2 separate regions of the Homo sapiens genome follow, and region 2 is linked to region 1. A link is a contact called in ENCODE Hi-C or POLR2A ChIA-PET data. All regions are on one chromosome and are shown on one strand. The core of a region is the stretch at or near the end of the contact, and the rest is flanking DNA. Distances in the headings are between cores, read along the strand shown.

The links. Hi-C counts contacts between places; a loop is a spot of excess contacts on that map. ChIA-PET counts read pairs that join two places held with the same protein, here RNA polymerase II (POLR2A). Pooled maps may share reads with other maps.
Region 2: a map of heart right ventricle shows a loop between it and region 1 (2.8-fold over the local background). The contact joins the promoter of LINC00327 here to the enhancer-like site in region 1. A Hi-C loop is called at or near these places in 27 of 168 maps with a recorded cell type or tissue (Calu3, GM12878, Panc1 and 10 more), 12 of 37 single-sample maps with no recorded cell type and 12 of 50 pooled maps. POLR2A ChIA-PET finds 5 or more read pairs at or near these places in 2 of 52 experiments (GM12878 and IMR-90).

What each region holds. Positions count from the first base shown.
Region 1 is chr13:23,554,013-23,561,418 of GRCh38, forward strand. No RefSeq gene overlaps it. Among named protein-coding and RNA genes, the nearest start is that of TNFRSF19, 13 kb to the right of the region's middle. RefSeq lists an enhancer at 6,483-6,662. Within about 2 kb of position 5,064, at least 17 of the 41 ENCODE cell types and tissues checked have a DNase peak (open chromatin) inside an H3K27ac peak, as active enhancers do; they include gastrocnemius medialis, heart left ventricle, heart right ventricle and 1 more, where a contact is called at or near this core.
Region 2 is chr13:23,465,992-23,473,825 of GRCh38, forward strand. LINC00327 (long intergenic non-protein coding RNA 327) reads left to right here and starts at 3,521. Exons shown (of 3, transcript NR_038995.1): 1 at 3,521-4,200; 2 at 4,523-4,699. RefSeq lists a silencer at 302-581 and an enhancer at 692-851.

The DNA of each region.
Region 1 (7,406 bases), core at 3,814-6,313:
CTCTGTTGTTCCACACAAGAGGGTCCATGTCTTTCTGTTTGGTCCTTCGGAGGACATTCTGGATAGGTATCCCTGATGCCTCCTCTCCTCCCCTAGTCCTCCCTTCCCCTGTCCGCACCTTTCTCAGGAGCATCAGCCCCACCCTGGAGGACACAGATGATGACTCAGTGCAGCCTCCCTCTCTCTGTGTCATGCTGGTGTCTCTGGAAAATGCACAAGCCCTTGTGCCAAGGAAGGGGGAGGGACACAAACAGGCATGGCTTGTCTCTCCACCAGTGAAGCTAAGGCTGATTAATCCCCCAAGTACCTAAAGAAAACATAACTTACCATTAATCTACATGAGGAATTTGTTATCAACCCCACGTCTTCTGTCACTTTGACCCAGACTGTACTCCTTACAAAACAATCACCTTGGCTGAACTGAGTCAAAGGTGCACCAGGCTCTCTCCTGGCCGAATTTCCATCATGAAGTCCCCACGTTAGTTAGCTGAGAACTCCTCTGCATGAGCCATCAGGGCAAATGGCACCATGAGCGATATTTTTTTCTCTAATCTCCAAGTTTCTCTACTGAGAGCAAAGGTGAATACACACATAATGTTGAAATGGATGGCTGGGCATGGTGGTTCACTCCTATAATCCAGCTACCTGGAAGGCAGAGGTGGGTGGATTGCTTGAGCCCAGGAGTTTGAGACCAGCTTGGGCAACATAGCAAGATTCTGACACTAAAATAAAAAGTCAGCCAGGTGTGGTGGCTCACACCTGTAGTCCTAGCTACTCCAGAAGCTGAGGTGGGAGGATTGCTTGAGGTCAAGGCTGTAGTGAGCCATGATTGCACTACTGCACTCCAGTCTGGGCAACAGAGCAAGACCTTGTCTCTGGGAAAAAAAAAAATAAAGACAGTCTTCTTAATTACCCTTGCACATGTAGGTTGCATTCCCAAGACTAGAATGCAAAAATACAGCCACATTGTCCTGTACCAATTTATAATCTCGCTGTCAATGTATGACAAATATGCAATCCCCTGTGCATCACCAGCTCCTCATATGTGGAGGACTTGAAGGATGGGACAGAATTGGGCAGGAAGGAGAGCAAGGAGACGTGGGGGTCAGGAGGTGTTGGATGAAGCAGTGCCAGGAAGGCACAGAGGAGAGGCCAGCACACAGGGAACTAAATGCATGCATCCACACTCGCTTGTTTATTCATTCAACAAATGCTCTTTTGGTGCCTAGTACATGCCACCCTTAGGTATTCCCTGTGTTGGGCACTGTGCGAGGCATTGGGTGCACGTTGAGAAACAATATAGGGTTTGTGGAATACAAAGCTCAGAGTTGCAAAGGAACCAGGCTGGAGGCTCAGTGGAGGGGAGACGACATGCCCCTGTGTAAGCAAGTGTGGGCTCCACCCTATAGGTAAAGGGAATGACAGGATCTTGTGGGAGATTTTAGATGATTCTTAATGGTGACCATAAGGAAAATGGATTCAAAGGGGCTGAGACTTTGGGGCATGGTGAAGGAAATGCTTGTTTGCCCTCTTAGGAAAGGTGATGAGCTAGTGCACTTCTGAATTAAATTGGAGACTTTATCTCAAGGTGAGAGTTCAGGCTGCACTGTCACGTGTAAATAAATCATTTATACCTTAAAAACAATCATCTAAAAATGACATCAGAAGACATACAAACACTGAAAACCCTCCAGCACATAAATGAAGTACTCTGAAGGTGACTTGATGGCTTGATTTTGCTGTTACCGACAAGGAGACTCCAGTTCAGAGAAGTCCTGGCTTTCCTAATCCTAACACAAAATCCAGAAATTAGGGGAAAAAGAAATGTAAAATGCACATGAGTAATACTGGGGGAAGGGAATGGAAAACAAAATTCAACATGAGAATGGAAGGAAAAACAAAATGAAGTAAAATACAATATAATACAATACAACAAATAAAACAAATCAGGGAAAAAAAAGTCTGTACGTGAACAATAGTAGACCATGAGCCAAGAATAATCTATTTGATTGATTGTGTTATATACATACACACACACACACACACACACACACAAGCTTAAAATGCAAGCAGCAGATTGGGAGACAATATTTGCAAATATATGAGATCTACATTATTACTTAAAACATAAATATCAGCCGGGTGCTATAATCCTAGCAGTTTGGGAAGCTGAGGTGGGTGGATCACCTGAGGTCAGGAGTTCGAGACCAGCCTGTCCAACACGGCAAAACCCCATCTCTACTAAAAATACAAAAACTAGCGGGCGTGGTGGCGGGCACCTATAATCCCAGCTACTAGGGAGGCTGAGGCAGGAGAATCGCTTGAACCCGGGGGATAGAAGTTGCTGTGAGCCGAGATGGCGCCACTTCACTCCAGCCTGGGCAAAAGAATGAAACTCTGTCTCAAATAAATAAATAAAATTGTTTCGAATCAGTCAGAACATGCTAAATAATAGAAAAAGAGATAGGAAATCGTAATAGTGGAAATACAAATGGCCAGTCAATATTTGAAAAATTGTCTAACTTCACTTATAATCTAATAAAGAATTCAAATTAAAATAATATTAATCAAATTAAAACAATGAGATAATATTTTCACCTATTTAATTGACAAGGATTTGAAAATACTGATAAAATTCAATGCTAGCAAAGGTGAGGTTTTGCGTCCACAACGTGTTTTCATTTCACACACTGCTGGCAATATCATCCACTGATCCGACCTTTTTGAGAGTAGAGTGGAAGTGCCATATCATTTCAAATGTGCACACCATCAAACCGAGCAATCTTGTAGGAATTTTCCCTGTATAAATATTAGCACACTCAACAAAGGTATGAACTATGATGTCGTTCACCATAACCGGTTGGAAATAATGTCTACCAATAAAGAAATATGCTAGCATTCTGATATCTTTAATCTACAGAAGTAGGTTATAAAACAATATAGTAGAGGATATTATAAGCACCTGTTTAAAAAAAGTGTCCATGTGCTTGAGTGTGTGTATGGCACGTGTGGTATGTGTACCTGTGTGAGGTGTGTATAGTGTGTGAGTGAGGGGTGTGTGTGTTGTGTGTGTGACTGTATACGTCTGTATGAAGTGTGTGAGGGATAGGTGTCTGTGAGGTGTGTGTTTCTGTGTAAGGCATTTGTACGTGTGTGGTGTGTGAAGTGTGTGTTTATGTGAGATGTGTGTGTGAGTTGTGTGTGTGTGGTGTGTGTGGCATGTTTGTGTGGAGCGTGTCTTTGTGTAGCATGTGTGTATAGTGTGAGGTGTGTGTGCATGTGTGGGGTGTATAGGGGGTGTCTGTATGAGATGTGTGCACGTGTGTCTGTGAGAGGTGTGTGTGTGCATGTGTGAGGTATATGAAGTGTTTGTGTGATGTGCGTGGTGTGTTTCTGTGTGGTATTTGTGTGGTGTGTACATGTGTGATGCATGGGGTGTGGGGTGTGAAGTGTGTATGTGGTATGTGGTATGTGTGTGCATGTATCCAGTGAATTAAATTGGAGACTTTATCCCAAGGTGAGAGCTCAGGCTGCACTGTCACGTGTAAAGAAATCATTTATACCTTAACAACAATCATCTAAAAATATTGACATCAGAAGGCATGCAAACACTGAAAACCCTCCAGCACAGAGGCTAAGTACTCTGAAGGTGACTCGATGGCTTGATTTTGCTGTTAGAAACAAGGAGACACTAGTGTGAGTTTGTGTAGCATGTGTATGGTGTGTTTGTGTGTGAGGTGGGTGTGTTACATGTCTGCATGGTGTGTGTGGGGTGTGTGTATATATATGTGAGGTGTGTGGGTTTGTGTGTGGCGTGTGTGGTCTGGATGTGTCTGTGTGTGGTTTGTGTGTGTGTGAGGTGTGTGTGTATATGTGAGATGTGTATGTGGTCTATTTGTGTGTGTGGTGTGTGAGGTGTGTTTGTGGTGTGTGAGGTGTGTATAGTGTGTGAGGTGTGTGGTGTATGTTTGTGAGGTCTGTGTGAGGTGCATTTGTGGTGTATGTGTGAGGTGTGTTCGCATACATGTGTGTGGTATGGGAGGTATGTGTGTGGTGTGTGAGGTGTGTGTCTGTGTGAAGTATGGGGTGTGTGAAGTGTGTGGTGTGTATGTGTGAGGTGTATATGTGTGTGAAATATGTATGTGGTGTGTTTGTATGTGTATGTGTTTGAGGGGTGTGTGTGTATGTGTGTGAGGTGTGTGTGTGTGAGGGGTGAGGTGTGTGTGGTGTGTGTGCGAGGTGTGTGGGGGGTTGAGGTGTGAGATGTGGGAGGTGTGTGGTGTGTGTGAGGTGTGTGTATGTGTTGGAGGTATTTGCGTATGTATGCGTGTGAATGTGTGTATGTGTGTGAAATGTTTATGTGGTGTGTTTGTATTTGTATGTGTGTGAGGTGTGTGGTGTGTGAGGAGTGCCTGTGGTGTGTGTGTGAGGTGTGTATATGTGTGAAATATGTATATGGTGTGTGTGTATGTGTGTGAGGTGAGTGTGGTGTGTGAGGTGAGTATATGTGTGAAATGTGTATATGGTGTGGTGTGTGTGTGAAGTGTATGTGTGTGAGGTGTGTATGTGTGTGAGGTGTGTATGTGTGTGAAATATGTATATGGTGTATTTGTATGTGTATATATGTGAGGTGTGTGGTGTGTGTGTGTTATGTGTGTGAAATGTGTATATGGTGTATTTGTATGTGTATGTGTGTGAGTAGTGTGTGGTGTGTGTTATGTGTGAAGTGTATGTGAGGTGTGCTATGTGTGTGAAATGTGTATATGGTGTATTTGTATGTGTATGTGTGTGAGTGGTGTGTGTGGTGTGTGGTGTGTGTGAGGTGTATGTGAGGTGTGTATGTGTGTGAAATGTGTATATGTTGTGTTTGCATGTCTGTGGATGTGTGGTATGTGTGAGGTGCCTGTGAGGGGTGTGCACACACCGGCACAGATACACTGAGGAGATGTCCCTCTTGGCTCAGCGGCGTGGACGTGTGCTATGGGATTGGAACAGTCGGGAGGAGGAAGGCGCTCGCCTTCTCTGTGCGCATGTCCTTTGACTTTTTCTTACAGACTCCTGCTCTGATGTGCTGATCTCTGAGTCATGTTTCTCTTTTCATGCTAGACCTTTAGAGAGGAAATGGTGCAATTTCTATTCTAGTTCCAACACAAGAGACCTTTCTTCTTAGGAACCTCATTTGAGGACAGCATCTTATTTTGCAATTTCTCCCCCAGTGTCAGAGACATTCCCAACAAAGGGGGTGATTGTCAGAGGTATTTGTTTCATAAAGCTTTGCACATAGATACAATTGTGAGATAAAGCAGCAGAAACGCATTTCACGTATTAAATATCACACTGAAGTAGCACTTAAGATACCAACGAGAAGGTTAAATAAATAAGAGAGAAAGAACACCCTTGGCAGAAAGCACAGCACGGCTACCTCCCTCTCTCCAGTATTTGCCAGTAAGGAAGAACTGCTGCGGCAGGAGTTGCTGAGCTATGCTCGTGTTCTCAAATCCAAAGAATATTTGTCTGGAAGTGTGTTCAACAGCTGTTGACAGGGGTTACCTCTGGGCGCAAAATAAGGCTTTTGCTTCTTGCTTTAACTATTTAAATTTACATAATTTTTTTTAAAGAAGAAAATTAGAATTGTGGGTGAGATTGGTAATTTTTTTACTTTGTTTTTCCGTAATCGTTCAATTTTCTATAATAAAATATGCTGTTTTGTAATCACAAAAAAAGAAAAAAATGCTTGAAATTAAACCTTAAACCGTGGTTTTTTTTTTTTTTTTTTTTTTGGATATGTCTTGCTTTGTTGCCTGGGCTGGAGTGCAGTGGCACAATCTCAGCTCACTGCGGCCTCAACCTCTTGGGCTCAAGAGATCCTCCTGCCTCAACCTCCCAAGTAGCTGGGACTACAAACACTCACCACGCACTACAGGCACTCACCACTTTTTTTGGGTAGAGTTCGGGGTCTCAAATTCCTGGCCTCAAGCAATCTTCCTGCCTCAGCCTTCGAAATTAAACATTTTTAAAAGGGGGAGTCCATAAGCCTCCTGTAGCCGATTTCTGTGGCCCAAGAAGCCCAGGGCAATTTACAGAGGCCATTAACACTTCAGTGGCAGAGCTCTGTGCTTGTGAAAACTAAAACACCCTTTTAGAAATATATTTGATTTAATTAACAGAAGATAATAGTGAAATAGTATGATCTAGAGTCATACAGGCCTGAGGTCAATTTCAGCCACATGACCTTGGAAAGTGACATAGCCTTTCTGACCCCTGGTTTCCCGGCCTGTGAACTGGGGGAGTTGATTAAGAGCCTGCAGAGCACCCGGCAAAGGGCAGCTAGTCAAGCAGAATACCGTGTGGAAACTGAGAGTTCCCCAGTATCCTCAGCCTCTTAGAGACCCCAAATAAGCTGTCATATCATCAAGACATTCAAGGCAGGGCTGGACACCTTCTGCTTCTGCCCACACAGCCTCTCCTGCCGGAGTCCCATGTATAGTGGGCCTTGGGGCTCTTCCCCTTTAATCACTCTCCTGACTTCACCAGCGAGACTTCCGCCATCTTTTGCTCGTTGATATTTACCATTCACCTGTTTCACAACCGGCCCTTCAAGATGACCCCCCCCTTAGACATAGTGCAAGAAGTCCTGTGTCTCCCCAGCTCCTCGGGTCTCTGCTCTGTCTTTAGGAAGGCCGCACCACTCCAGGAGAGCAGAATCACAAAATGTTGCCCTGCCCAACACTGTCCCCGCCCCACCACACACAGACCACCTCTCCTGTGTTCCCAGGTGCTCCTCCTGTCTCCATGGAGATGCCTGCCTCTGCTACACCCCTGGCTCATGTACTCTTGAAGGACCAAGCACCAAACATCCTTCTGTCTTTTGGGGCTCCCTGCCCCTGCGATAGTGGAAGACTCGCTTACTGTCTAGCTATACCTGTGTAAGAAGGTCCCTGTCAACCACTGAACTTTGTACTCTCTCTCTATTTTGAGAGAATCTCAATTGTAATTTCATACCTTCATCTAAAGAATGGTGTATATGTAACAATGAATTTTAACATGAACAAAATATTCCCTCTGAAAAACGTCCTAACACACTTCGGATTTCTCATATGTATAGAGAATAAGGCTTTTGCTTCTTGCTTTAACTATTTAATTTTACATAATTTTTTTCAAAGTCAAACTTTTGATTTGAAAGTGAAATTCCACTTTCAAATGCTATGAAACATGTTGTTTGCCAAAATGCAAAATATCTTTTTTGTTTCAACACGAGAAATGCTTAGAAAAAACAGAATTACAGAGACTTTCTCTTCCGATGGGAAACAATTTTTTCTCACCTGCTACAATCAAAGATGACAAGGCTATTTTTTTTAGCAACACTTTAAATAGCTGAGAGTTAAAGTGTGTTCCATGCTTACTGC
Region 2 (7,834 bases), core at 2,271-4,770, 90 kb before region 1:
GTCTTTAACCTTTTCTCTCCCTCCTAGCTCAGCCCTCACGGAACCCTAAAAGCTGGCTAAGGGGCCATTCTCCTCGCCACCTGGGCCTGCGTCTGCCGAATCGCTTCCTAAGGACTTTGACTAGAAACCAAAGGTCCCATTTTTCATCTGCCATTTATTTATCATTGCATAACTTAGGTAAGTCCCTCCGCCTTCACTGTCAGTTCTTCACTCATTGTTTTGCATCCAAGGAGTCTGGAAATAAGCGGGAACACCCTGCACGTGAGAGGGGCCCTGAAATTCACGAGGGGCTGGGGCTTTGCGTTTATTCCTCCAGTTCCGCCTGCAGCAACCCTGACGATCGAGCAGGGCCCGCGGGGGAGCGAGCGGAAGCGGGCAGCGTGCGCTGCTGTCCCGCTACCCAGCCCGCTAGGCTGCGCAGCTGCGTCTGCGGGCGGGGAGCCGGGGCGGCCGTGGGCTTCCTCCGGGCGCGGGCTGACGGCTGCCGCCTGTGGGCGCCCCAGCCCTGCAGCCGAGCGGGAGGGGCGGACCAGCGGGTGTCGGGAGCAGGCTGCAGCGGCCAGGCCTCTGCGGCTTCTCGGAGTACTGGGTCCACTGGAGAGCGAAGAGCCGCGGCCGCCAGGATTCCCAGCAGCGGCCGCGTGTTGAGAGCCTAGAAGTGGCCCCGAAGCCGTGCCTTTCCCGATAGCCAAGCAGAAGTAGGACTTGAAGCACCGAGGCTGGGATGCCCATGCTGGTGACGCCTTGGGGCTCGCAGTTATACTTGGTGACCGGTCTACACGGCGATTCGGTGCTTTCCGGAGTAGCAGATTCATCTATCTTTAGACCCACCTTCGTCCTTCGGCGGTTTAGCACGGCCTGCGCTTTCCTGCGAGCCCTGCTGTCACCCGAACAGCCTGATGACTTCACGCTCAACCACTGGAGGGCACAACCACATCATTTTTAAAAAATAGATTCCTCCACTTAAAGGACATGGTTTTGGGGGAAAGAACATTTAAAAAATGTAAAAAGATATATATCTATATCTATATATCTATCTCAGATTGTTCTGATATAAACTCAGGTGGGATTCTTCAAAACAGGAGGCTGTTCCAGTCTCTTCATTTTGCAGCTGAGAAAACGAAGGCCTTGGAGCTTGAGAACTCCAGTTGCCCAAGGCACACAGGTGGTGGGTAAGGAAGCTGATCATGTCTCCAAAGAATCCTTCCATGACCCAGGAGGATCCGGTGGGAGAGCAGGGCCGTCCACAGCTCAGCTAGGACACAAGAAGGCCCGGGGTGGCAGGAGCCCCACTGTGTGCTGCGGAGGATGGCAGAGGAAGTCAGCATTGTCCCGAAACTGCAGGATCATGTGATGTGATGGGAAAAAATTATGAGTACAAGACACAGGAAGAGCAGGTCACGGAAACACATGGTGCCCAGAAGGGCTTAATTAGTAGCAGCTGTGCGGGGTGATGCACAGAGTGCCCCAAGGGTGTCCTGAGTGAGGGTGGATGTCCCCTGCCCTCTGGCTTCGTGAAGGCTTCGTGAAGCCTGCCGGGTCACCCTTGTTTTCATGGATAGCTTCTTTAGGACACTCTCTCCACCAGTAATTGACAAAGTCTGCTTCTGTTGAGTGTCTGATAAAGGATTGAGTTTACATGATTGTTAAGATAGGATCATGAAAGAAGACAGAAGACGGATGTGAGTGGCCCTCAGAAAAAAAGCATCAAAGGAAACTGAGGAGTCTGTGTTCCGAGTTATAACATCAGTCCTGTGTGTAAGTGCTGAGTTTCAGCTCTGCCCAAGGCTAGGGGTTGCCTAGTCGGCTTCAACTGTAAGCTCCTAAGGGACAGTGCTGCCCCTTGAGATGACTGGGCAGCCATCAGCTTCATGCTAGAGGCTTTAAAGCAAACCCAAGATGGAGTCTCAGTACTGATTATTTGGGCCAGTGCCTTTCTTAACATTTCACGGATATATTCCTTTATTTTATTTGTTGTATTTTAGTACAGTTTTGCTCTATTCAGTCATGGTCATTCTTAGTTGCTGTTGTCTTTGTAAACTTATTTAATATCTTTTAAATATTAAAAGATTAAATAAATTATTTTCTAATAAATTCTTTTAATATTAAAATATTAATTTTTGATAAGAACCTTGTTTACTCTCAAGATTAATGTAGTAAATAAAGAAGACTAAAAACTTCAGAGACTGAAAGCTGCTGAGAATGTGTAAGAGAAACCTGGTTGTCAAACGCAATCCTGATCTTTTATCAGGCATCTGTATCAATGTGGATGATCTAACCGTGGTTAACTTCATGAAGAAGGAAGATATTTGATTTTCATCTGTTTAAAGAAACAATCTGTTTCTTCTAAAAGTATATACTCTAAAACACAAACCACTTGGCTGGGAAATAAAAGATGGTTATGCTTTATCATTTATATAAGCCTGGCCTTTCTCCAAAATGATTTTGATATAGCTTACAACAAAAAACGTGTTAGGCTTAATAAAAGAAGAATGGAAATGGAAACTAAGGATCAACAGAAAAGAGTATCACAAATACGGTAATACTAGCATATGGTAATATTATTTCTGTATTTGAGTGTAAAACGTGGCTGTGAGCTTCCTGGAGGCCAAGGCAAAAATAGAGACAAGAGCAACGTGCATAATATCATTAGCAGACAGAAAGATCATGTGACTTTTTAATTTTTTTCCCGGAAACTGAATCTAAAAAGAATCGCTCTATATAATGACTCATATATATGGTTTTAAGTGAAAAAATGATGAACACTGTCCTCCATGAGAGTTTTGGCACAAATTGAAGGAGGTAAGAACTGATATTGAAGCACAACTCAGTGAAGTTAATCCTGTCAGGCTAGGTTCACACAAGAAAACTTCTGACAAAATCCTAGAATTCCGGCAAATGCAGGCATGGAATGAGAGATTCCTATTCCATCTGCCTCGTTGTGCCTGGGGCCAGGCCTGAGTGTTGAAGACAGCTTGTTCCAATGTAAGATCAAATGAGATTGTTCATAACAGGAGTCTGCAGGAATATGGCACCTCTGATTTGAAATGATGGATGATTTTCATCAGCCGTGTATCTGCTTCCTTGGCAGCACCCCAAGTGCAGACCCCAGGCTGTTTCAGTGTGTCATCTGGCAGGCCCAAACAGAGGATGTCTCAATTGTGCATGTGTAACACAGCTTTAATTCATAATTTCATTTCTGGATGGAATTTTGAGCAGATGGGCATTGCTGTCCTTTTTAATGGTAAAAAATCAATGAAAGACACCGTGGTTTTGAAATTAATGAGCACTTGAAAAATACCAGCTTTGTTTGGCTTTGCGTTTTCTTTTTTCCTCTCCTCCTAAGTTGTTTGCAGCAAAATATTCAATTGAAAACTCAACATGTCCACTGCCTCCCAAAAAAAAAAAAAAATTCTGTGGAAAGTCTCCACTAACAGGAAGAGAGAAGTTCTTCACAGTTTGGTTTTATTTTTCAATGATAGTCATTGCCTCATTTTTAAAGCATTTATAATAAATTAAGCAAGTAACACTTGTGTACCAGTTTCTAATCAGTTTCTAATGTGCCTGGAACTTGCTGGGCTACAAAGAAAAGGATCAACTATTTTTTTTCCTGCACCCAAAGATATTGCAATCTTATCGGAGAAGGGAAACTGAGGCATGTGTTACAGTTAGAGGACTAGGAAGCACTAATCTGTGTCAGACTCCAAAGTGCAAATTCAAAGGAAAGACCATTGTTGGAGGGAGTGATCCGGAAGAATTCCTAGCCCTTACCTGTCTCAGTCATGCTTCTTGCCAAAGAAAAAGAGAAATCTCCAAGTATCTTAATGCTTTCAGCGCTTCTCCAATCTGACAAATATTTATTCAGATTCGAACTGACTGCCCAAGCTTCACTGCAGCTCCTCGTTTCCTGTTAGATCTTTTTAAAAATCTTTGCTTAAAACATTGAAGGCTGAACGATGAGCAAGAAAATCTTGCCTGTGAATAAGACACTGGGAACTGCACAGAATCAACATCAGCTCACAAGCTCATCATCTCACGCACGGATTCCTGAGCACATTCTCGCATTCTTGCTCTTAATCCTCCCTTGGCGACCTTCTACTCAGACATCATCTTTTATGCAGAGAAGCAGGCACGTTTCTCATCATTAATTCTGTTCTCAGCCAGGTGTGTAGCCACAGAGCATACAGACCACAGGATGATGTGAGTACCCCAGGATGTAAATTTGTGCGGAGTAATTACAGCTCAGGCTTCTTACACAGCTTTGGCCACATCAGGACATGAAGCTGTCTTGCAAATTGCGGGTGTGTCTAAGCTCTTAAGCACATGTGAACTTTAACGCACGTGCATTCCCTACTCACATACACAATACAAGCATGCCACACACTCACAATCCAATTGGCTAACTATGGTTATTAGCAGGAAAGAACAATTAATGGTCCTTGTGGTTACAGTTTTGTTTGAATTTTCGCCTCATCAAAAATGTAACAACCAACTAAAGCAGGCTTTCCTCCTTTTTTCCTAGTGAAAGCATATTGACTTTCCTGACTTCTTATGACCACATTTGAGGAAAGGAGTAAGCACTGGAATCACCAACACAGCATGCTTACGGAGGGTGGTCACCAGCTTCATCAGCCTCCCAATTCCACGGAGCCCCTTGAAAATCCAGGAGCGCAGACTGGCAACAGTAGAGATTTAATAGGTAAGACCTTGGGTTCAATGGACAGATCTCCTACAGTTCCTGATATCAGCCCCTATCAGAAATTATATTTTACTTTGTGTATTTCACATATTTCAAATAGAAGGGGTCAAGACTAATAGTGACCAGTCTTCATCCATTTGATAAACCTTTACTAAACACAACTGCAGCTTTGTTCTAGGCAGCATGAATGGAATGATTTACAAACTGTTGCTGCTCTTTGGGCAGTCACTGTTTTATAGGGGAACTCGAGAAGCAGTCAGGAAGGAAGGTCTCGGAGGAGATGGCCCTGAAACTGAATCAGACTTTAAAAGATAAGTTGGTCAACAGGGTTGGAGGGAGGGAGGGAAAAGAAGGTTTTGAAAGATAGATCTTTCAGAAAAAGCAAATAACTTGGGCACAGACATGGGCACAAAAAGGAAAAGAAAAGCCAGGGCATTCAGAGAATTGCAGAACATTTTGCATGACTGAGTATAGGAAGCAAGAGAGGTCTTTTGAGAAATACGACTGGAGAGGTGATGAGGGGCCAGATCTTGTGTTACACAAAGAACCTCTTATGCCACACAAAGGAATTTGGATTTTTTTTTTCCTTTTAGGCATAAGGAAGCCATTGAAGGGTTTTAAACAGGAACAATGTAATCAGATTTACTCTTTGGAAATAAGATCTCCTGGTTAGTTAATGAACTCGTATTTCTTTTTTTCTATGTTAACCATTGTTTTATTGTTTGGTCTTTAGACTCTATTATTGATTGAAATGCCAAAGTGATGGGAGTCAAGCGGCTTTGCCACTTAACCTTCCAAAGTTTGTTTCATTTGCTTTTAAAATAGTTATTATATTACGTGCTTTGCCTTATTAGTTTTGTGTACAATTAAAGCGAGATAAAGGCAGAGAAACTGGCTTGTAGTGCTATTGCTATGGACACCATTAGTTGATGTCAGAACAATTACAGATGAATCAATATTTACTATTGGACCAATTACAGACAAAACCAGAAAAGATTAGATCTAGCACAAACTTTATAAACTATTGAGCCTTTCATTTTATTTTGCATTTAAAAATCCTTACATCCGAGATTCTGAATTCTTTTATCAGGGGTGTGGCCTGTGCATTGAGAGTTTTTAAAGCTCTCCAGGTGATTTTAATATGCAATTAGATTTGAGAACCATGATTTTAGACTTAAGGGGCTTTAGAAGTAAATGTCTTTAAATTCTGTGATAATACATCATTCATAGGCTATTCAGGCTGTACTAAAACATAGAGAAAAAACAAAGACAATTATTGAGTTCATTTTATGAAGCAAGAACAATCTTAATAACAAAAGATAAAAACCTTTAAAAAGACGCGAAGCTATGATCTTTTTATGAATATAGGTGTAAAATCACAAAATATTATAAAAATATTTTAACCACATATTAAAAGAGTAGGCTAAATAGAATTTACTTTAGGAATTGAAGAATGGTTTAATATTGGGAAATTTATTATTGTAATGCCTGGGCAACAGAGCGAGACTCCGTCTCCAAAAAAAAAAAGAAAAAAGAAAATGCGAAGTTTAGTCTCAAGCTAAGACTAAATATTTGCAAATCATGTGTCTGAAAAAGGACTTGCATCAGAATAGAGAACTCTTATCACTCCATTAAAAAAAGACAATTCAAAATGTTGAGCAAAAGATATGAACAGATAATTCACCAAAGAATATATTATGATAGCAGATAAGCATATGAAAAGTTGCTCAACATTATCAGTGCTTAAAGAAATGCGAACTAAAACCATACTGAGATACTATGACACACATACTAGAATGTCTCTAATCAGAAAAACTGAAAATATTGAATTCTGGTAAAGATTTAGAGGAACTGGAATCCTTATACATTGCTGGTGAGAATGTAGAAAAGATACAGTCGCTTTGGAAAACAGTTTGTCAGTGACTCAGTAAGTTAAATACATCCACTTCTAAATATCTACACAGAGAAATGAAAATGTATGCTTAGACAAAAAACATTCAGCATTATTATTTTCCATAACCAAAACCTGGCTATTCTAGTTCAGGATGACATACTGAACATATGTGTTTACCTCGTGTCCCTCCTGAGACCCCAATGAAATGACAACGTAGAAATACAAAGAGGAATAAACTCATGCAACAAAAAAAGCATGGAAGGGTATCAGTAGACAAGAAATTTCAACACATTTCCAGAGGACAAAAAGCTGATGTACAAGCTTGGCGCAGTGGCTCACGCCTATAATCCCAGCACTTTGGGAGGCCAAGGTGGGTTGATCGCCTGAGGTTAGGAGTTCGAGACCAGCCTGACCAATGTGGTAAAACCCCATCTCTACTAAAAATACAAAAATTAGCCGGGCGTGATGGGGTGTGCCTGTAGTCCCAGCTACTCGGGGGGCCGAGGCAGGAGAATTGCTTGAACCCAGGAGGCGGAGGTTGCAGTGAGTCGAGATCGCGCCACTGTACTCCGGCCTGGATGACAGAGCAATACTCTGTCTCAAAAATAAAATAAAATAAAATAAAATAAAATAAAATAAAATAAGAAAGCTAATGTACAGGCAAGCGAAGGATGCTGAAGCCCAGAATATAATCGTTGTTGGAGGCTCTGTAAGAAGGAGCCAGCCTCCTCTATTGGAGACCTGAAAGAGAAGGAGCGAAGCAAAGGGAATGATGGAATATGTACACCACTATGTCACAGCCCTGCCAGTCACCCCTCCCTTTCCCACCCTTCCAGAGCATCTGGAAGGTCAACATTGTCACTGTTACAAAAGATAAAGAATGAAGGAATTTCACACATTTACCTAGGAAGATGTAAATCTTCTGTTGTAGATAATTTATTACAGAGTACTCCGTCCACATCCAGGTGCCCCACACAAGTGCTTCGCAAAGCATCTGTGGTGAAGGACCAGCTTTTGTGTTAAAATTTCAAATCCATTGCAGAAGGTTACTTTTTAAAATATAGTAGAAATAAATTACTAGAAAAATAAAATTTAAAAAGCAAAGGCACACAAAATACAAGCCCAAATGTTTTATTACCAGACTCAAGAGACAAAAGATTATATTTCTTTTTTTTTTTTTTGAGATGGAGTCTCGTTCTGTCACCCAGGCTGGAGCGCAGTGGCACCATCTCAGCTCACTG